Linked DNA regions of Homo sapiens: region 2 is linked to region 1. A link is a loop called in an ENCODE intact Hi-C map of the cell type or tissue named here. Cell type or tissue: adrenal gland. All regions are shown on one strand. Each heading gives the region's core, and the rest is flanking DNA. Links, peaks and the distances in the headings are about the cores only.

Region 1 (9,718 bases), core at 1,004-9,003:
CTGTCAGGCTACATCAGCAAAGGGGTAAGCTGACGGGCATGTGGGAATAAGTTGTGAGATTTTTAAAATGTTAGCCAAGGCTCTAGTGTGCGTGTGTGTGTGTGTGTGTGTGTGTGTGTGTGTGTGTGTGTGTTTGTCCGTCCCAGTGGTCTGTTTTTTTTGAGACAGGGTCTTGCTCTGTCATCCAAGCTAGAGTGCAGTGGCACAACCTTTACCTCCCTGGGCTCAAGCGATCCTCTCACCTCAGCCTCCCGAGTAGCTGGGACTACACGTGTGTGCCACCACACCCAGCTAATTTTATTTTTTATTTACTTATTTTTGTTTGTTTTATTTTGTGTAGAGACAGGGTTTCACTATGTTGCCCAGGCTGATCTCTAACTCCTGAGGTCAAGCAGTCTGCCTGCCTCAGCCTTCCAAAGTGCTGGGATTGCAGGTGTGAACCATTGCCCCTGGCCAATTTTTTTTCCAATTTTTATGGGTACATAGTAGGTGTATATACTTAGGGGATACATGAGGTATTTTGATACAGCCATGCATTCATAATAATCACATCAGGCTAAATGGGGTATCCATCCCCTCAAGCATTCATCATTTGTATTACATTCCAATTATACTTTTATTTATTTATTTATTTTGAGACAGAGTCAGGCTGGAGTGCAGTGGCATAATATCGGCTAACTGCAACCTCCGCCTCCCAGGTTCATGCTATTCTTGTGCCTCAGCCTCCCGAGTAGCTGGAATTACAGACGTGCGCCACCGCACCCGGCTAATGTTGGTATTTTTAGTAGAGATGGGGTTTCGCCATGTTGCCCAGGCTGGCCTCCCAAAGTGTTGGGATTACAGGCATGAACCACTGTGCCTGGCCTATTTTTAGTTATATATATACATATACACATACATACATACATACATATATATATATTTTGGAGACAGAGTCTTGTTCTGTCACCCAGGCTGGAGTGCAGTGGCAGGATCTCAGCTCACTGCAAACTCCGGCTCGTGGGTTCAAGTGATTCTCCTGCCTCAGCCTCCTGAGTTAGCTGGGACTATGGTGGCAAGCCAGCACACTTGGCTTATTTTTGTATTTTTAGTAGAGATGGGTTTTTGCCATGTTGGCCAGGCTGGTCATGAACTCCTGACCTCAAGCGGCCTGCCCGCGTGGGCCTCCTAAAGTGCTGGGATTACAGGCGTGAGCTACCACGTCCAGCCTTAGTTATTATATTTTTAAATGTACAATAAATTATTCTCTAGTCACTTTGTGCTATCAAATACTAGAGCTTATTCATTCTATGTAACTATATTTTGTACCCGTTAACCTTCCCCATTCCCCCCTACCTTTCCCAGCCTTTGGTAACCATCATTCTACAATATCCATGAGTTCAATTGTTTTAATTTTTAGTTCCCGCAAATGAGTGAGAACATGGAAAGTGTGTCTTTCTGTGCCTGGCTTAATTTCACTTAACATAACGTTCTCCAGTTTCATCCATGTTGTTGCAAGTGACAGGATCTCATTCTTTTTAGTGGCTGAATAGTACTCCATTGCATATATGTACCATATTTTCTTTATTCACTTGTCTGTTGAAGAACACTTTGGTTGCTTCCAGATCTTGGCTGTTGTGAATAGTGCTGTCATAAATATGGAAGTGCAGATACCTCTTTGATAAACTGATTTCCTTTCTTTTGGGTATATACCTAGCTGTGATTGCTGGATCATATGGTAGTTCTATTTCATACTGTTCTCCATAGTGGCTATACTAATTTACATTCCCATCAACATTGTACGAGGGTTCCCTTTTCTCCACGTCCTCGCTAGCATTCGTTATTGCCGTTTTTTTTGGATAAAAGCCATTTTGGCTGGGTGCAGTGGCTCACGCCTGTAGTCCCAGCACTTTTGGAGGCCGAGGCAGGAGGATCACTTGAGCCCAGGAGTTCGAGACCAGCCTGCGCAACATAGCGAGACCTTGTGTCTATATTTTTTAAAAAGCCATTTTAACTAGGATGAGATGATATCTCATTGTAGTCTTGATTTGCATTTCTTTGATCAATGATGTTAAGCACCTTTTCATATACCTATTTGCCATTTGTATGTCTTCTTTTGAGAAATGCCCATTTTTGATTGGATTATTAGATTTTTTTTCCTACAGAGTTTGAGCTCCTTATATATTCTGGTTATTAATTCCTTGTCAGATGGATACTTTGCATATATTTTTTCCCATTCTGTGGGTTGTCTCTTCCTTTGCTGTACAGAAGCTTTTTAACCGGATGTGATCTCATTTATCTGTTTTTGTTTTGGTTGCTTGTGCTTTTGGGGGCATTACTCAAGAAATCTTTGCCCAGTCCAGCATCCTGGAGAGTTTCCCCCATGTTTTCTTATAGTAGTTTCATAGTTTTAGGTCTTACATTTAAGTGTTTAATCCATTCTCATTTGATTTTTGTATATGTCAAGAGATTTGAGGGGTCTAGTTTCATTCTTCAGCATATGGATATCCAGTTTTCCTAATACCATTTATTGAAAAGACTGGTTCTTTCCCCAGTGTATGTTTTTTTGTTTTTTGGTTTTTTTGTTTGTTTTTTTTTTTTTGAGACAGAATCTCACTGTGTCATCCAGGCTGGAGTGCAGTGGCACCATCTCGGCTCACTGCAACCTCAGCCTCCCAAATAACTGGGACCACAGGCATGTGCCACCACACTTGGTTAATTTTTTTTTCATTTTTTGTATAGATGAGGTTTTGCCGTGTTGCCCAGGCTGATCTCGAACTCCTAGACTCAAGCAGTCCAGGAGTACAGTGGTGTGATCACAGCTCTCTGCAACCTCAATCTTCAGGGCTCAGTCGATCCTCCCACCTCAGCTTCCCAAGTAGCTGGAGTTACAGGTGTGAGTCACCATACCTAGCTAATTTTTTTGTTTGTTTGGTAGAGATGAGATCTCATTATGTTGCCCAGGCTGGTCTTAAACTCCTAGGCTCAAGCAATCCTCCTGCCTCAGCCTCCCAAAGTGCTGGAATTACAGGCTTTAGCCACTGCACCCCTCTGACTATGTTTCCCGTTGTGTGTTAATTATGGTCAGTGTGAGGCCCACCCTAGCCTCCCAAAGTACTGGGATTACAGGCGTGAGCCACCACACCCGGTGGATGTAGAATTTTATCAAATGCTTTTCTAGCATCGATTGAAATAATCATATGGTTTTTGTCCTTCATTCTGCTGATACGATTTTATCACATTGATTGGTTTGTATAAGTTGAACCATCCTTGCCTCTCTGGGATAAATCCCACTTGGTCCTGATGAATGATCTTTTTAATGTATTGTTGAATTCAGTTTGCTAGTATTATCCTCCTTATTGAGGATTTTTGCATCAATGTTCATCAGGGATATTGGCCTATTTTTGTTTTTTCGATGTGTCTTTGCCTAGTTTTGGTATCAGGGTAAAACTGGCCTAGTAGAATCAGTTTGGAAGTATTCTCTCCATGTCTGTTCAGAATAGTTTCAGTAGGATTAGTATTCTTTTTTTTTTTTTTTTTTTTTGAGACAGGGTCTCATCTGTCATGCAGGTGTAGTGCAGTGGTGCGATCTCAGCTCACTGCAACCTTTGCCTCCCCGGCTTATGTGATCCTGCCACCTCAGCCTCACTAGCAACTGGGACCACAGGCATATACCACCATGCCCATCTAATTTTTGTATTTTTTGTCAAGACAGGATTTTACCATGTTGACCAGGCTGGTCTTGAAATCCTGAGCTCAAGCGATCTGCCTGCCTTGGCCTCCCAAAGTGCTGGGATTACAGGAGTGAACCACCATGCCCAGCCAAGTATTAATTCTTTAACTGGTATAATTCAGCAGCGAAACCATCTAGTCCCAGGCTTCTCTCTGCTAAGAGACTTTTTATTATGGCCTTAATCTCATTACTCTTTGTCTATTCAGGTTTTAGATTTTTTTCATTGTTCAATCTTTGTTTTTATATTCATGTCTGGTACAGCAGATTCCAGCAGAAAAACCAAAAAGATTTTCTTTTACATTTTGTTCTCTGTTGGCAAAACATGTTTTTCTTCCTTTGAGCAACAGTAAACTTCCATAGTTCCTATAGGGGAGGTGGTGGCAGGTAGGCAAACTTGGCCTCTGAGATATTAGACAGTTTGCCCTGTCATAGTTTGGAACAACATGGCTGAGCCTGGCATACAGGAGTCCTGATTGGTAAAGGGCTGTAGCTGGAGCAGCATGCTGTCATTGTAGCTGTGCAGTGCCATGGACATACTGTCAGTATTTGGAGAGAAATAGCAATTCTGTTATATGTGTGGGGTCACTGTGCCTCGTAAGTCAGTTCCTTCTTACAGTAGGTTTGGTTGGAGTTCCTGTTGAGCTTCAATATGAAACCTTAGAAACCTAAAGTAGTTGGTGGTTCTTTCTCATGGGCTGTCCCCACATACACAGTGTCCAAGTTGTCTTGAACCAATTCTGACTATAATTAACACACAACAGGGAACACAGCCAGCCAGGTGCAGTGGCTCAAGCCTATAATTCTAGCATTTTGGGAGGCTGAGGCAGGAGGATTGCTTGAGCCCCAGAGTTCGAGACCAGCCTGGGCAACATAGCGAGACCTCATCTCTACCAAACAAACAAATGTACAAAATGAGCCAGGTATGGTGACTGACACCTGTAACTCCAGCTACTTGGAGGCTGAGGTGGGAGGATCACTTGAGCCTGGGAAGTCGAGGTTGCAGTGAGCTGTAATCACACCACTGTACTCCAGCCCGAGCAACAGAGCAAGACTCTTACCTCAAAAAAAAAGAAAAAAGAGAAAGAAAAGAAAACCTGAAAGGCTGAGAAAAACACAGAGTTTATTGTAGTGGTATCTGTACAATTACAAAAGGTGAAAAACAACCAAAGTGTCCAGCAGCTGTATGTGGGGCAGTTAGGTAAAACTGTAGTATGTCCATTTCGGTGGAATGTTACACATCCTTACAGTTTAAATGTATGAAAAGGTTTTAATAATATTGGCCACAGGACACAGAGTATGGTGTGTTCACAACTAAGAGCTTTAAAAAAAGGAAAAGAAGCCAAAATATCTGGATGAGAATGGGTCATTTTTTTCTTTATAATTGTTAATATTTTGTAGTTTGTCTTCAATTTATAATCAGGAGGAAACCTTTTCCCTTGGTGGTATACAACTCAAAGAAAAAGTACTGAAGAGTATAAAATACTGATCTAAGGATTAGGTCTGTGACGTTTTATTTTAAAATGTGTAACTCTTACGGTACTAATGTGTTTGCCTCCTTCTGCCACCAGGGGGCAGACCGGGCCGTTCCAGTGCTGATCATTGGCATTCTGGTGTTCCTACCCGGATTTTACCACCTGCGCATCGCTTACTATGCATCCAAAGGCTACCGTGGTTACTCCTATGATGACATTCCAGACTTTGATGACTAGCACCCACCCCATAGCTGAGGAGGAGTCACAGTGGAACTGTCCCAGCTTTAAGATATCTAGCAGAAACTATAGCTGAGGACTAAGGAATTCTGCAGCTTGCAGATGTTTAAGAAAATAATGGCCAGATTTTTTGGGTCCTTCCCAAAGATGTTAAGTGAACCTACAGTTAGCTAATTAGGACAAGCTCTATTTTTCATCCCTGGGCCCTGACAAGTTTTTCCACAGGAATATGTATCATGGAAGAATAGAGGTTATTCTGTAATGGAAAAGTGTTGCCTGCCACCACCCTCTGTAGAGCTGAGCATTTCTTTTAAATAGTCTTCATTGCCAATTTGTTCTTGTAGCAAATGGAACAATGTGGTATGGCTAATTTCTTATTATTAAGTAATTTATTTTAAAAATATCTGAGTATATTATCCTGTACACTTATCCCTACCTTCATGTTCCAGTGGAAGACCTTAGTAAAATCAAAGATCAGTGAGTTCATCTGTAATATTTTTTTTACTTGCTTTCTTACTGACAGCAACCAGGAATTTTTTTATCCTGCAGAGCAAGTTTTCAAAATGTAAATACTTCCTCTGTTTAACAGTCCTTGGACCATTCTGATCCAGTTCACCAGTAGGTTGGACAGCATATAATTTGCATCATTTTGTCCCTTGTAAATCAAGATGTTCTGCAGATTATTCCTTTAACGGCCGGACTTTTGGCTGTTTCCTAATGAAACATGTAGTGGTTATTATTTAGAGTTTATAGCCGTATTGCTAGCACCTTGTAGTATGTCATCATTCTGCTCATGATTCCAAGGATCAGCCTGGATGCCTAGAGGACTAGATCACCTTAGTTTGATTCTATTTTTTAGCTTGCAAAAAGTGACTTATATTCCAAAGAAATTAAAATGTTGAAATCCAAATCCTAGAAATAAAATGAGTTAACTTCAAACATTTCAGAAAACATTTTAATGATTTTATGATATCTTTAATCCCAGTACCTAGATCTACCTTAGTTTCTAGGTAGCTGGCATTGTGGGTCACACTCAACTTTCCCTAACTCTGAGGTTATGGACTTGGGCAACTGGAAGCCTGGACATGCCATCAGCTGAGTTGCAAGGCTGTGGGAAGAGCAAGTTTTAGATGTCTACTCAATATCCAAGTGGAGCTGTTGAGGAGGCAGTTGCGATGCATGTGTGTGTCTAGAGTTTAAGAGTGGGTCTTGGATGGAAATAGAAATTTGGGAGTCAGCATTTGGACAGTATCTTAAAAGCTAGAGGGCTGTTTGAGATCACCAGTAGAGTGAGTATAGTTGGAGGAAAAAAAAAAAACTCAGGAAGTGAGGGACAAAGAGAGGGTGACCTGAAGCAGCCTCCAAGATTAGGGACTTTTGGTAATGGGAATGTTGACTGGGGAGTCCAGTAATCTAGAGTGCCTGAGCCTTGACAGTGAATATGTGAGGTGATACATAAAGCTTTATCTTGGAGAGTGGTTGCCGAGCAAAGCTCAGATCAGAAGGTTTTGGCCAACCAAATGATTTGGTTTTTTTATTTATTATTGATTGATTGATTTATTTATTTATTTATTTATTTATTTATTTATTTATTTATTTTGAGACAGAGTCTTGCTCTACTGCCCAGGCTGGAGTGCAGTGGCACAGTCATTTCTCACTGCAGCCTTGAATTCCTGGGCTCAAGTGATCTTCCCACCTTTGCCTCCCAAAGTGTTGGGATTATAGGCATGAGCTACTGAGCCTGGCCTATTTGGTCCTTTTTTAAAAAGTTGATGCTGCTGGTCAAAAAAATAAACAGAAGGGTATAAAGTGAAAAGTAAACATTTGGGCATGGAGTGGAGAGTGTACATTCACTCCAGCTTACCTCTCAAGATTTTCCAAATAAATTTCTTAATATACCCTTCCTGAAATGCTCTAAGCACATAAATATATATCTGGTTTTTAAAACTTGGGCTCCCATTGTATGGTTCTATAATTTCCCCCCCCCAATTCTATTTTGTATATCTTTCCATATCCATGGAGATCAGTCATATTCTTGTTAATGCACATTATAAGTGTAGTTTTTCATACTATGCATTTAGTAGTCATAGGATCAGAGCAGAAATCAACCAACTTCCTACCTGGGGTAGGAATCTCCTCCAGAGTCCCCTGAGGAATGACCTTTGCTGCTCTGTTTGAACATTCACACTTGTAATCTCATTCCAGCTGGCATTGTTACAGAAGTATCATTTATGAAGCCAAAATCAGACTCCCTGCAACTTCTGTGTTTTGACCATAGTTGTATTATTTGGTGTTTTATAGAAAAGACCTAAACCTCTACGGCCATACTACCCTGAATGCTCCCGACCTCATCTGATCTTGGAAGCTAATCCGGGTCAGGCCTGGTTAGTACTCGGACGGGAGAAAAGATCTAAACCTCCATAATAATGTTGAACATTTCTTGACCCCTTTGCCAGATATTCTGCCAAATACTTTCATTACATATCTCATTTTAATCCTTAGAAAAATCCTGAGTTAGCCGGGCACAGTGGCTCATGCCTGTAATCCCCGCACTTTGGGAGCCCGAGGCGGGCGGATCACCTGAGTTTGGGAGTTTGACCGTCCTGACCAACATGGAGAAACCCCATCTCTACTAAAAATACAAAATTAGTTGGGCGTGGTGACACATGCCTGTAATCCCAGCTACTTGGGAGGCTAAGGCAGGAGAATTGCTTGAACCCGGCAGGCTAAGGTTGCGGTGAGCCAAGATCGCACCACTGCACTCCAGCCTGGGCAACAAAGCCAGACTCCGTCTCAAAAAAAAAAAAAAAAAAAAAAAAAATCCTGAGTTAGATAAGATTCTTAGGTAGGAAGTAGGTGAGATATTTGGGATTAAAGCCTGGGCCTGGTACGGTGGCTCACGCCTGTAATCCCAGCACTTGGGAGGCCGAGGTGGGTGGATCACTTGAGGTCAGGAGTTCAAGATCAGCCTGGCCTAAAAATACAAAAATTAGCTGGGTGTGGTGGCGGGCACCTATATCCCAGCTACTCAGGAGGCTGAGGCAGGAGAATCACTTGAACCCGGGAGGTGGAGGTTGCAATGAGCCTAGATCACACCACTGCACTCCAGATGGTGACAGAGTGAGACTCCGTCTCAAAAAAATAATAAAACAAAAAAAAATTATAAGGCAAAGCCTGAATTCCCTTTACCAGATATGACAGCCAAATGCTTTTAGGTACTGGGCCAGTGAAGAAATGGGGGAGGTGGGTATGGACAGTAGAAGTAGTTGGGGAACCGTGGTCAGTTGTCAGATGTATATTTTACCTGAAAGTAACCTCCTCCCCACTCCAAAGTGTTGACCAGACTATATATCCTAACTTTTTTAAAGGATGTTCTTATTTGCAACAACTCTTATGCCTCCTGTTAGTCATTTCCAAGGCTAAAAACCCTCTCCAGTTGCTTCAGCTGTTCTGCATATGATGGAAATTTCAGATCCGTTGCCACTCTGGTGGGTCTCTTGGTTGAGCTTCACGTGGTCATACCAGAGGCACTTCTGTTCTGCCAGGAATTGTGAGGTGCTGGAGGTACAACAGGAAAATATAGGACTGGGGTAATGAGGAGCACAGGTTGCAAACTAGCAGCCACATGTTGGCCTGCGTTTGAGGATTTATTTTTTGAATTGTTCCATTTTATTTTCTGACCACCTATCCCCAAGTTCTTTTCGTTTCTAAAAAGGGAAATGTTCACATGATCTTGATTTGGGACTTGAAAAATCAGGTAGTCCTTCATTGCAGAGAGGCTCCAGCCAACTAAAGTAAGGTAGTACAAGTTTTAGCTGAGTAGCATTCTCCAGTTCACTAAAGTTTCCACCACTCTTTTATATCCAGCATGCTAATTTTCCTCACTAAGGGCAAAGACTGTGTTTTAAACCCTCCCACAAAGCCTAGCACAGTGCTTGTGGGCACTTAGGTTTATCAAATGAAGAGCTGGAATCGTGTGCATTTCCATCCCAGGACACCATGTTCCTTTGAGGTATGGATAGGTAGGCAAGTACCTACCTACATTTACGTCAGACTCCTAAATGGCCTTCCACCAGCTGCCTAGCAGGCCAGCTGCTCTTCACACAGTTGGTGCTGCCTGGTCAGTCATGCCTCTGCCTGGCACCCTCTGCCCAGGCCAAGGAGCCCAGTTCATGACCTACCTGTACCAGCTGGCACAGGAGAACCTCCTGCCACTGGTGTATGGTAAGGGAACCTGGTAGAAGGACAGTAACAGCACTGGCTTTCTGCTTACCTTTGAAGGGTCCTATACCAATCA
Region 2 (9,718 bases), core at 931-8,930, 57 kb after region 1:
TTCACCAAGGCGGGTGGATCACTTGAGGTCAGGAGTCTGAGACCAGCCTGGCCAACATGGTGAAACCCCATCTCTACTAAAAATACAAAAATTAGCTGGGTGTGGGTGCACTTGCCTCTGATCTCAGCTACTCGGGAGGCTGAGGCAGTAGAATTGCTTGAACCTGGGAGGCGGAGGTTGCTGAGATGGCATCACTACATTCCAGCTTGGGTGACAGAGCAAGACTCCGTCTCAAACAAACAAGCAAACAAACATAAAGACCATTCAGCAAAGTATCTAAACTGTGAGAGGAAAAAAGATAGGATCCATGTAGAAATGATGGGAAAAACAAGAAAGAAATATATGTAAGCTGGCCTTAATACCAACCTCTACAAGAGTTTTATGGGGTAAAATATTGCGACTCAAGGATTTTATACCCAGTTTATATTTCATGTGTAAGGGCAAAAGAACATTCTCAGATATTCAAGGGCTAAAAAAAAAAGTCTATCATATCTAGCTTGTAGTAAAATACTATGCAAGGCTGAGGCAGGTGGATCACTCGAGGTCAGGAGTTTGAGACCAGCCCCGGCAATATGGTGAAACCCCGTCTTTACTAAAAATACAAAAATTAGCCAGGTGTAGTGGTGTGCGCCTATAATCCCAGCTACTCAGGAGGCTGAGGCAGGAGAATTGCTTGAACCCAGGAGGTGGAGGTTGCAGTCAGCTGAGATCGCACCACTGCACTCCAGCTGGGAGACAGAGTAACTCTGTCTCCAAAAAACAAACAAACAAACAAAAATTATGCACCTTTTTTTTAAACATGGAAATTTTTAAGGTAAAAATATGGAAAGATTCCCAAGATACATACTGTTACGTGAGAAGAAGCATGCAGAACAGTCTGTACATCATGCTACTGTAAGAGTTAAAATCGGGAGAAAGCAAGAATCTGTATTAATACTAGCTTGTTTATTCATAAAGAAAGGAAGTGAAACATAAGAAACTAAGAATTGTGGTTAATGGTTGTTGGAAAGATGGGAGACAAGGCTGGGAAGAAGGCTAATTCTTCATATATTTTGATGTGGCTTTTGAACCATGTAAAAGGATTACCCATTTGGTCCGGGTGCAGTGGCTCCGCCTGTAATCCCAACACTCTGGGAGGCCAAGCCGGGTGGATTGCCTGAGCTCAGGAGACCAGCCTGACCAATGTGGCAAAACCTTGTCTCTATAAAAATTATAAAAAATTAGCTGCGCATGGTGGTGTGCGCCTGCAGTCCCAGCTACTCAGGAGACTGAGGCATGAGAATTACTTGAACCCAGGAGGCGGAGGTTGCAGGAGCGGAGATTGCACCACTGCACGCCAGCCTGGGCGACAGAGCAAGACTCTTTCTCAAAAAAACAAAAGTATTACCCATTCAAAGATTAAACTCGAAATACTGTATATTTTTATTTTTAATTTATTTTTATTTTTGTTTTTTATTTGTATTACCCATTCAAAAATTAAACTTGAAATACTATTTTTATTTTTTTATTTTTTATTTTTTAGAGACAGGATCTCACTATGTTGCCCAGGCTGATGTGCAATGGCTTAAAATAGTTGTGTGTGTGTGTGTGTTTTGGAGACAGGGTCTTGCTCTGTCACCCAGTCCGCTGTGCAGTGGTGTGATTCCAGCTCACCGCAACCTTGAACTCCTGAGCTTAAGGGATCCTTGCGCTGCCTCAGCCTCCCAAGTAGCTAGGATAAGCAGTCTTCCTGCCTCGGCCTCCCAAAGTACTGAAATTATACGGATGAGCTACCACACCCAGCAAATATATATATACTATTGGAAGGCTGAGAGGTGGGAGGAACTCTTGACCCCAGGAGGTTGAGGCAGCAGTGAGCCATGACTCAAAAATTTTTTTAAAATTATATTACTATAGTTGTATATTGTAGTTATATACATATAGTTATTTGTTTAACATCTGCCTGCAAAAAGTGCTTTACAGGCTCACGCCTGTAATCCCAACACTTTGGGAGGACGAGGCAGGCAGATCACTTGAGGTCAGGAATTTGAAATCAGCCTGGCCAACATGATGAAACCCCGTCTCTACTAAAAATACAAAAATTAGCCAGGTGTGGATGCAGGCGCCTGCAGTCCCAGCTACTCGGGAGGCTGAGGCAGGAGAATCGCTTGAACCCGGGAGGCAGAGGTTGCAGTGAGCCGAGATTGTGCCATTGCGCCCCAGCCTGGGTGACTCTGTCTCAAAAAAAAAAAAAAAATTATCCGGGTGTGGAGGCACATGCCTGTAGTCCCAGCTACTTGAGAGGCTGAAGCAGGAGAATTGCTTGATTGCTTGAACCTGGGAGGCGGAGGTTGCAGTCAGCCGAGATGGCACCACTGCACTCCAGCCTGGGCGACAGAGCAAGATTCTGTCTCAAAAAAAAAAAAGAGATATATACCAACTGGCTGAAAGAGGAAGCAAAATATGAATCTGAGAAATGGGGAAGTCAAGGTATAGAGTGGGTTGGAGCACACAACCAAAGTCAAAAGGTCAAAAGTCACAATTATTGTAGAGCTGATTTCAATACTCAATGCCAACATAAAAAAATTCTTGAAAGAATACTCCACATGACTTTCAGGGTGGATTTTTCTATTTTTGCAAAGAATGTCATTGGGATTTTTGATAAAGACTACGTGAAATCTATAGATCACTTTGGATAGTTTTGACATCTTAACAATATGAAGTCTTTCAATCCATAAACATAGGGTATCTTTCCATTTATTTATGTCTTTTAAAATTGCTTTCAGCAATGTTTTGTGGTTTTCATTGCACAAGTCTTTCAATGACTATTTTATTCCTTTTTTTTTTTTTAGAGATGGAGTTTCGCTCTTGTTGCCCAGGCTGGAGTGCAATGGCACGATCTCAGCTTACCACAACCTCCACCTATGGGGTTCAAGCGATTCTCCTGCTTCAGCCTCCCGAGTAACTGGGATTACAGGCATGTACCACCATGCCCAGCTAATTCTGTATTTTTAGTAGAGAAGGGGTTTCTCCATGTTGGTCAGGCTGGCCTCGAACTCCCAACCTCATGTGATCTGCCTGCCTCAGCCTCCCAAAATGCTGGGATTACAGGCGTGAGACACCGCACCCAGCTGTATTCTTTTTATGCTATTATAAATAGAATTATTTTCTTAATTTCATTTTCAGATTGTTCTTTGTTAGTATATAGTAACACAACTGATTTTCATGTATTGCTTTTGTGTCCTGCTGCTTTGCCAAATTTGTTTAGTAGTTCCAAAGGGTTTTTTGTGGAATCTTTAGGGTTTTCTAAGATCATATAATCTATGAATAATAATTTTCCTTCTTCCTTTCCAATTTGGATGCATTTTCTTTCTTTCTTCTTTTCTTTCTATTCCCTCCTTTTCCTTTTCTTTTTTCTTTTCTTTCCTTTTCTTCCTTTTTGCCTAATTGCTCTATCTAGAAATTCCAAGACTACGTGGTATGGAAGTGGTGAAAGTGGGCATTCTTGTCTTGTTCCTGATCTTCGAGGAAAAAGTTTGTCTTGCATCATTGAGTATGATTTAACTATGGGGTTTTCATATATGGCTATCATATTGTGGTAGTTTTCTTCTATTTCTAGTTTGCTGCATTTTTTTTTTAATCATGAAAGCGTGTTGAACTTTTTCAAAAGCTTTTTGTGCATTGACTAAGATGATCATGTGGTTTTTGTCTGTCATTCAGTTACTGTTGTGCATTACACTTACCGATTCTGGGATTGATTTTAAAGCATTCATTCCTCCAAACACACTCCCAGGGTTAGGTCTCTTACCTCTGCATGTATTTAGGAAAAAGACATAATATGACCAACTTCCCAACTATTAAACCATGTTTAGGATAAACTGTATTTTGTTATGGTGCCTTATTTATTTATTTATGAGACGGAGTCTTGCTGTGTCACCCAGGCTGGAGTGCAGTGGCGTGATCTCGGCTCACTGCGACCTCCGCCTCCCAGGTTCAAGTGATCCTCCTGCCTCAGCCTCCTGAGTAGCTGGGATTACAGGCACGCACCACCACATCTGGCTAATTTTTATATTTTTAGTAGAGACAGGGTTTCACCGTGTTGGCCAGGCTCGTCTCGAACTCCTGACCTCAGGTGATCTGCCCCACCTTGGCCTCCCAAAGTGCTGGGATTTACAGGCGTGAGCCACCGACCCTGGCCTGGCGCCTTCTTTTAAATAAGTTTTTTTTTTTTTTTTGAGATGAAGTCTTGCTCTGTCGCCCAAGCTGGAATACAGTGGTGTGATCTCGTAACCTCTGCCTCCCGGGTTCAAGCAATTCTCTGTCTCAGCCTCCTGAGTAGCTGGGATTACAGGTGTCCGCCACCATGCCCGGCTAATTTTTGTATTTTTAGTAGAGATGGGGTTTTGCCATCTTGGCCAGGCTTGTCTTGAACCCCTAACCTCGTGATCCACCCGCCTCGGCCTCCCAAAGTGCTGGGATTACAGGCATGAGCCACCGCGTCTGGCCCTTTTAAATAGTTTTATACTGCATACTATATTCAGTCTTTAGTGGTAGATGAATTCTTACTCTGTTGTTGCGTGCCCTGGAGAGCATAGTTCCTTGGAGACACCAAAGGAAGATTTTTCCAGGAAGGTCTTTTGGGAAGGGGCCTCCTCCAAGAAGGGAGTGAGGAAGGAGGTAGATTGAGTCAATGCACTTTTCCTCTATCTGGTCAGAGTTCTTGAAGGTATTTTTCTTCTGAACTTGGGTGGGGTTTGCAGTGGGGTAGGGGAAAAGAGAAATGATTCTGACACATACAAGAAAATGCTCCTTTGTGGGGCACGGGGGCAGGAGTTGCTTCCAAAAGGACCCAACAAAGACCTGTAGGGAACGTTTAAATTTATCTGTGTGTGGCCGGGCATGGTGGCTCATGCCTGTAATCCCAGCACTTTGGGAGGCCAAAGTAGGTGGATCACCTGAGGTCGGGATTTTGAGAGCAACCTGGACAACATGGTGAAACATGGTGAAACCCCGTCTCTACTAAAAATACAAAGTTAGCCCGGCATGGTGGCGCGTACCTGTAATCCCAGCTATTCGGCAGGCTGTGGAAGAAGAATCTCTTGAACCTGGGAGGCGGAGACTGCAGTGAGCCAAAATTGCGCCATTGCACTTCAGCCTGGATGACAAGAGCGCAACTCTGTCTCAAAAAATAAATAAATAAATATCTGTGTGAACTAGCACTTGAGAGACTGCAGCCTCAGGCAGTTTTCAGCCCTGTGCACACAATGAAATTACCTAAGGGGCTTAAAAAAAAATACGGAAGCCTGGGTCCCACCCCAGAGGCTCTGAGGGAAGTAACCTGCAGTGCAGTTTTTAACCATCCACAGGTGTTCGTCATGCAGCGCCAAGGTTGGGTAATGAAGAGCTGACATTGATTGAAGCTTACTCTGTGCCAAGCTCCATTCTACAAGTTTTACTTCACAATAACCTTACAAGACAGGTCTACTGTTATCCTTCATAGAGGGCCATTGAGGCACAAAGAGGTTAAGTGCTGGCCAAGGACACCCAGTTCATAAGGGGTATTCTCTCCACTTGAACTTCAGAGCCCATGCCCCTTACCACAGTGCTGTGCCAGCAAGGGTTGCATGCCAGGCCCTGCCATGATCCTGCCCCAGTTTCCCCTGGGGAAGAGAAATGAGCCAAAACCTAAAGGGCAGGAGTAGCTGGCCATGGTGGCTCATGCCTGTAACCCCAGCACTGTGAGAGACCGAGGCAGGAATATCACTTGAGCCCAGGAGTTCAAGACCAGCCTGGGCAACATAGCAAGACTCTATCTCTACAAAATAACTGTTTTTAATTAGCCAGGTGTGGCAGAGTGCGCCTGTAGTCCTAGCTACTCAGGAGGCTGAGGTGGGAGGATCGCTTGAGCCCAGGAGGTCAAGGGTGCAGTGAGCCGTGGCTTTGTCACGGCATTCCAGCCTGGACAACAGAGCGAAAACTTGTTTAAAAAAAAATAGAAATAAAAGCAGGAACATCTCCTTCTCTACTAAACCGGTCCAGGCACCAAGGACATTGCTGATGAGCACAAAAGGGAACACAGGAGTCTGTTTTAAGCTCCTGATGCCAGTGCCTCCATGGAGCAGCCCAGATATGACCACCATACCCTGAGTGAACTGCCTCCCAGAGATGTCTGGGTGACCCTAGATCCCCTGGCTCCTCTTCAGCCCCTCCTGATTCTCATCAGTGTTTGTTGCCTCCCAATCCAAAGAGTGCATGGAATTCATGACATGCATCTTCTTACATGGGCCTGCAGGGTAGGAGACATCAACACTGCCCCAGCAAATCGAATATGCAAGCTAGAGCCTGTGATCCGACAGAGAACTGAAGCAGTTGTTTTTCCCAGTCTCCTGGGGAATGTGAGATTCGTTCAGTGTCATCCTCACCCCAGCTGAGGATTCCTGGGGAGCCAGAAGGAAGCTGGGAATATAAAATGGCGGCGGCCCACCCACACCCCAGCCAATGTGAAAATAAGTCCTGAGAGAAAAAGGGAAGCTGGGTGCTGTGGCTCATGCCTGTAATCCCAGCACTTTGGGAGGCCAAGGCAGGAGGATCACTTGAGCTCAGGAGTTCGAGACCAGCCTGGGCAATGCAGTGAGACCTCATCTCTACAGAAAATTAGAAAATTAGCTGGGCATGGTGGTATGTGCCTGTAGTACCAGCTACTTGGGAGGGTGAGGTGGGAGGATCCCCTGAGCCCTGGAGGTCAGGGCTGCAGTGAGCCCTGATCATGCCACCATACTCCAGCACTCCAGAGTGAGACCCTGTCTCAATAAATAAATAAAGCAATAAAATGGAAAGCATAGAAGGCAAGAGAAAAAGAAAAAAAACAGAACAAGATTATAGCTTAAAGTCCCCCAGTGTCAGATCAAGAGTTTAAAAATGAGCAGTCAGGTCGGTTGTGGTGGCTTATGCCTATAATCCCAACACTTTGGGAGGCCAAGACGAGCAGATCACCTGAGGTCAGGAGTTCGAGACCAGCCTGACCAACATGGAGAAACCCCGTCTCTACTAAAAATACAAAATTAGGCCAGGCACGGTGGCTCACACCTGTAATCCCAGCACTTTGGGAGTCTGAGGTGGGCAGATCACGAGGTCAGGAGTTCAAGACCAGTCTGGCCAACATAGTGAAACCCCATCTCTACTAAAAATACAAAAAAGAAAAAGAAAAATTAGCCAGGCATGGTGGCGTGTGCCTGTAATCCCAGCTACTCAGGAGGCTGAGGCAGGAGAATCGCTTGAACCTATGAGGTGGAGATTGCAGTGAACCGAGAGTGCGCCACTGCACTCCAGCCTGGGCAACAAGAGCGAAACTCCGTCTCAAAAAAAAAAAAAAAAAAAAAAAAAAAAGAGTAATAAAGGGAGAAGCACAATGAACCAAGGGTTTACAAATGTTGAAAAGATTAAAACTGAGATCAAACATCTGTGATAAAAAGTTATGCATAACCAGCCTGGCCAACATGGTGAAACCCCGTCTCTACTAAAAATACAAACATTAGCTATGCTGGAGGCGCGCACCTGTAATCCTAGGTACTGGGGAGGCTGAGGCAGGAGATCGCTTGAACCTGGGAGGCACAGGTTGCAGTGAGCCGAGATCACACCACTGCACTCCAGCCTGGGAGAGCGAGACTCCGTCTCAAAAAAAAAAAAAAAAAAAAAAGTTACGCATTAAAAGGTCATCAGTGAGGAGGTTAAATAGGATAGAGAGTTAAAAAAAAAATCCCGCTAGCAGCAGCTGGGGAGAGACTCTTGAAAAAGGGTTTTTAGGACATGCCAAGCTTCTAGCAAGTCCTAAAATAGGCAGGAAAGCTGCAGGCACTGTCAGCATCTGCAGGCTCCAACACTGAACCTTCACGCAGGGTCCTCTGGGCTGGGGCCTTCACTTCCATCTCAGGAGCCCTGGGGCAGAGTTCTCTGGAAGGCTGCTTCTTTAAGTGGGGCCCTGGAACCAGCTTCATCCCAACACAGGAGCTTGTGAGGCGTGTAGATTCTCCGGCCCCATCCCAGGCCACTGACTCAGCAACTGCATTTTAACAAGATCCCCAGGGGATACATTGTACATGAAAGTTTGAGAAGTGCTGCTTCAGAAAAAATACCACATCTCCTTCCTTTATTTTTAATTTATGAAGTATTATAAATAGCCAAAGAAATAATGAGAACATTATGGCAAATGCTTAGGAACCTACAACACAGATACAGCAAAAGTTAGCATTTTGATAAATTTGCTTCAGATCTATTTTCTTCTCTCCTTCCTTTAGAGGCAGAGTCTCACTCTGTCACCCAGGCTGGAGGGCAGTGGTGCAATCTCAGCTCACTGCAACCTCCGCCTCCCAGGTTCAAGAGATTCTCATGCCTCAGCCTCCCGAGTAGCTGGGACCACAGGTATGTCCATCATGCCCGGCAAATTGTTTGTATTTTTAGTACAGATGGGGTTTCACCATGTTGGCCAGGCTGGTCATGAACTCCTGGCCTCAAGTGATCCACCCACCTTGGCCTCCCAAAGTGCTGGGATTACAGGCGGAAGCCACTGGGCCTAGCCTTTCTTTCCTTAATGCAACATTAGAGGTATAGTTTCTTCCTCTCATCGTCACCTTTCCTCACAGGTCTCTTTCCTTCCCTGGAGATTGCTGCTGCTATGATGTTAGTGTGTTTCTTCCCCAGTTTGCACCTTTATTACAAATGCAAGAATCAATAAAGACAGTGTCACTCTGTGTGCATTTGATTTTACATAAATAGTCCCATACCTTATGTACCTTTCTGCAACTTGCCTCTTTAACCAGCATTATGTCTTAAAGGTTTATGCATGTTGATAAGTTCACTCATTTTAATAGCTGCATAGTATTCCTTTGATTGTATATTGTGAGATGTATTTATTAGTTCTCTTATTGAGGGACAAATAGGCTATTTCCAGTTTTTTGCCATTGAAAAAAAAAAAGCTGAAATGAACATTTGCAGGTATCTCTGTGAACATGTATGAGAGCTTCCCAGCTGCAAATATCTGGAAAAGGCTAATCCGGGTTGCCCACTATCTAGATCGTTATATTAACTAGTATTGGCAAATTGCTTTCCAAATTGGTTGAGGCTATTTACACTCCTGCCAACCACGTATGAGCATTTTTTTTTTTAAATAGAGACAAGTTCTCCCTATGTTGCCCAGGCTGGTCTCAAACCCCTGGGCTCAAAGGATCCTCCAGTCTCAGCCTCCCAAAGAGTGCTAAGATTACAGGCCTGAGCCACCACACCCGGCCCCTCTTTTTTATTTTTATTTTTTTTTTGAGGCAGGATCTCTCTCTGTCACCCAGGCTGGAGCGCAGTGGCATGATCATGGCTAACTGAAGCTTCAATCTCCCAGGCTCAAGCCATCCTCCCACCTCAGCCCCCTGAGTAGCTGGGACAACAGGCAGGTGCCACCACCAGCTAATTTTGTTTATTTTTTGTAGAGACAAGGTCTCACTTTGTTGCCCAGGCTGCTCTCAAACTCCTGGACTTAAGTGATCCTCCTGCCTCAGCCTCCCAAAGTACTAGGATTATAGGCATGAGCCACCACACCTTCTCAGCACTCTTCCATATCCAAATGCTCTCCAATGCTTGATTTTGTTGGTGTGTTAGACACTGTAGGCTGGCTAACCCAATACCTGTCTAACTCTTTCTGCCCAGCCTACCTGTATTATACATATTAGAAAACGGAACACTCACATTCTCA

What was found. Peaks named below come from ENCODE experiments on the same cell type or tissue, not always from the same donor. Only the 100,000 strongest peaks of a DNase experiment are listed, where the experiment ranks them.
Region 2: it touches region 1 in a loop (2.0-fold over the local background); 23 of 110 quality-filtered maps call a loop at or near these places.

What each region holds. Positions count from the first base shown.
Region 1 is chr20:5,096,494-5,106,211 of GRCh38, reverse strand. TMEM230 (transmembrane protein 230) reads left to right here. Exons shown (of 4, transcript NM_001009925.2): 3 at 1-24; 4 at 5,281-6,362. The coding sequence ends at 5,421. It also overlaps the pseudogene RNA5SP474. Among named protein-coding and RNA genes, the nearest start is that of TMEM230, 12 kb to the left of the region's middle. In adrenal gland, for the core only: CTCF peaks have their summits at 5,084 and 5,284 (motif pointing right); a DNase peak (open chromatin) is centred at 5,311; H3K27ac peaks cover 716 bases.
Region 2 is chr20:5,039,900-5,049,617 of GRCh38, reverse strand. No RefSeq gene overlaps it. Among named protein-coding and RNA genes, the nearest start is that of SLC23A2, 43 kb to the right of the region's middle. RefSeq lists a silencer at 4,160-4,379. In adrenal gland, for the core only: no CTCF peak of the experiment used is centred there; no DNase peak of the experiment used is centred there.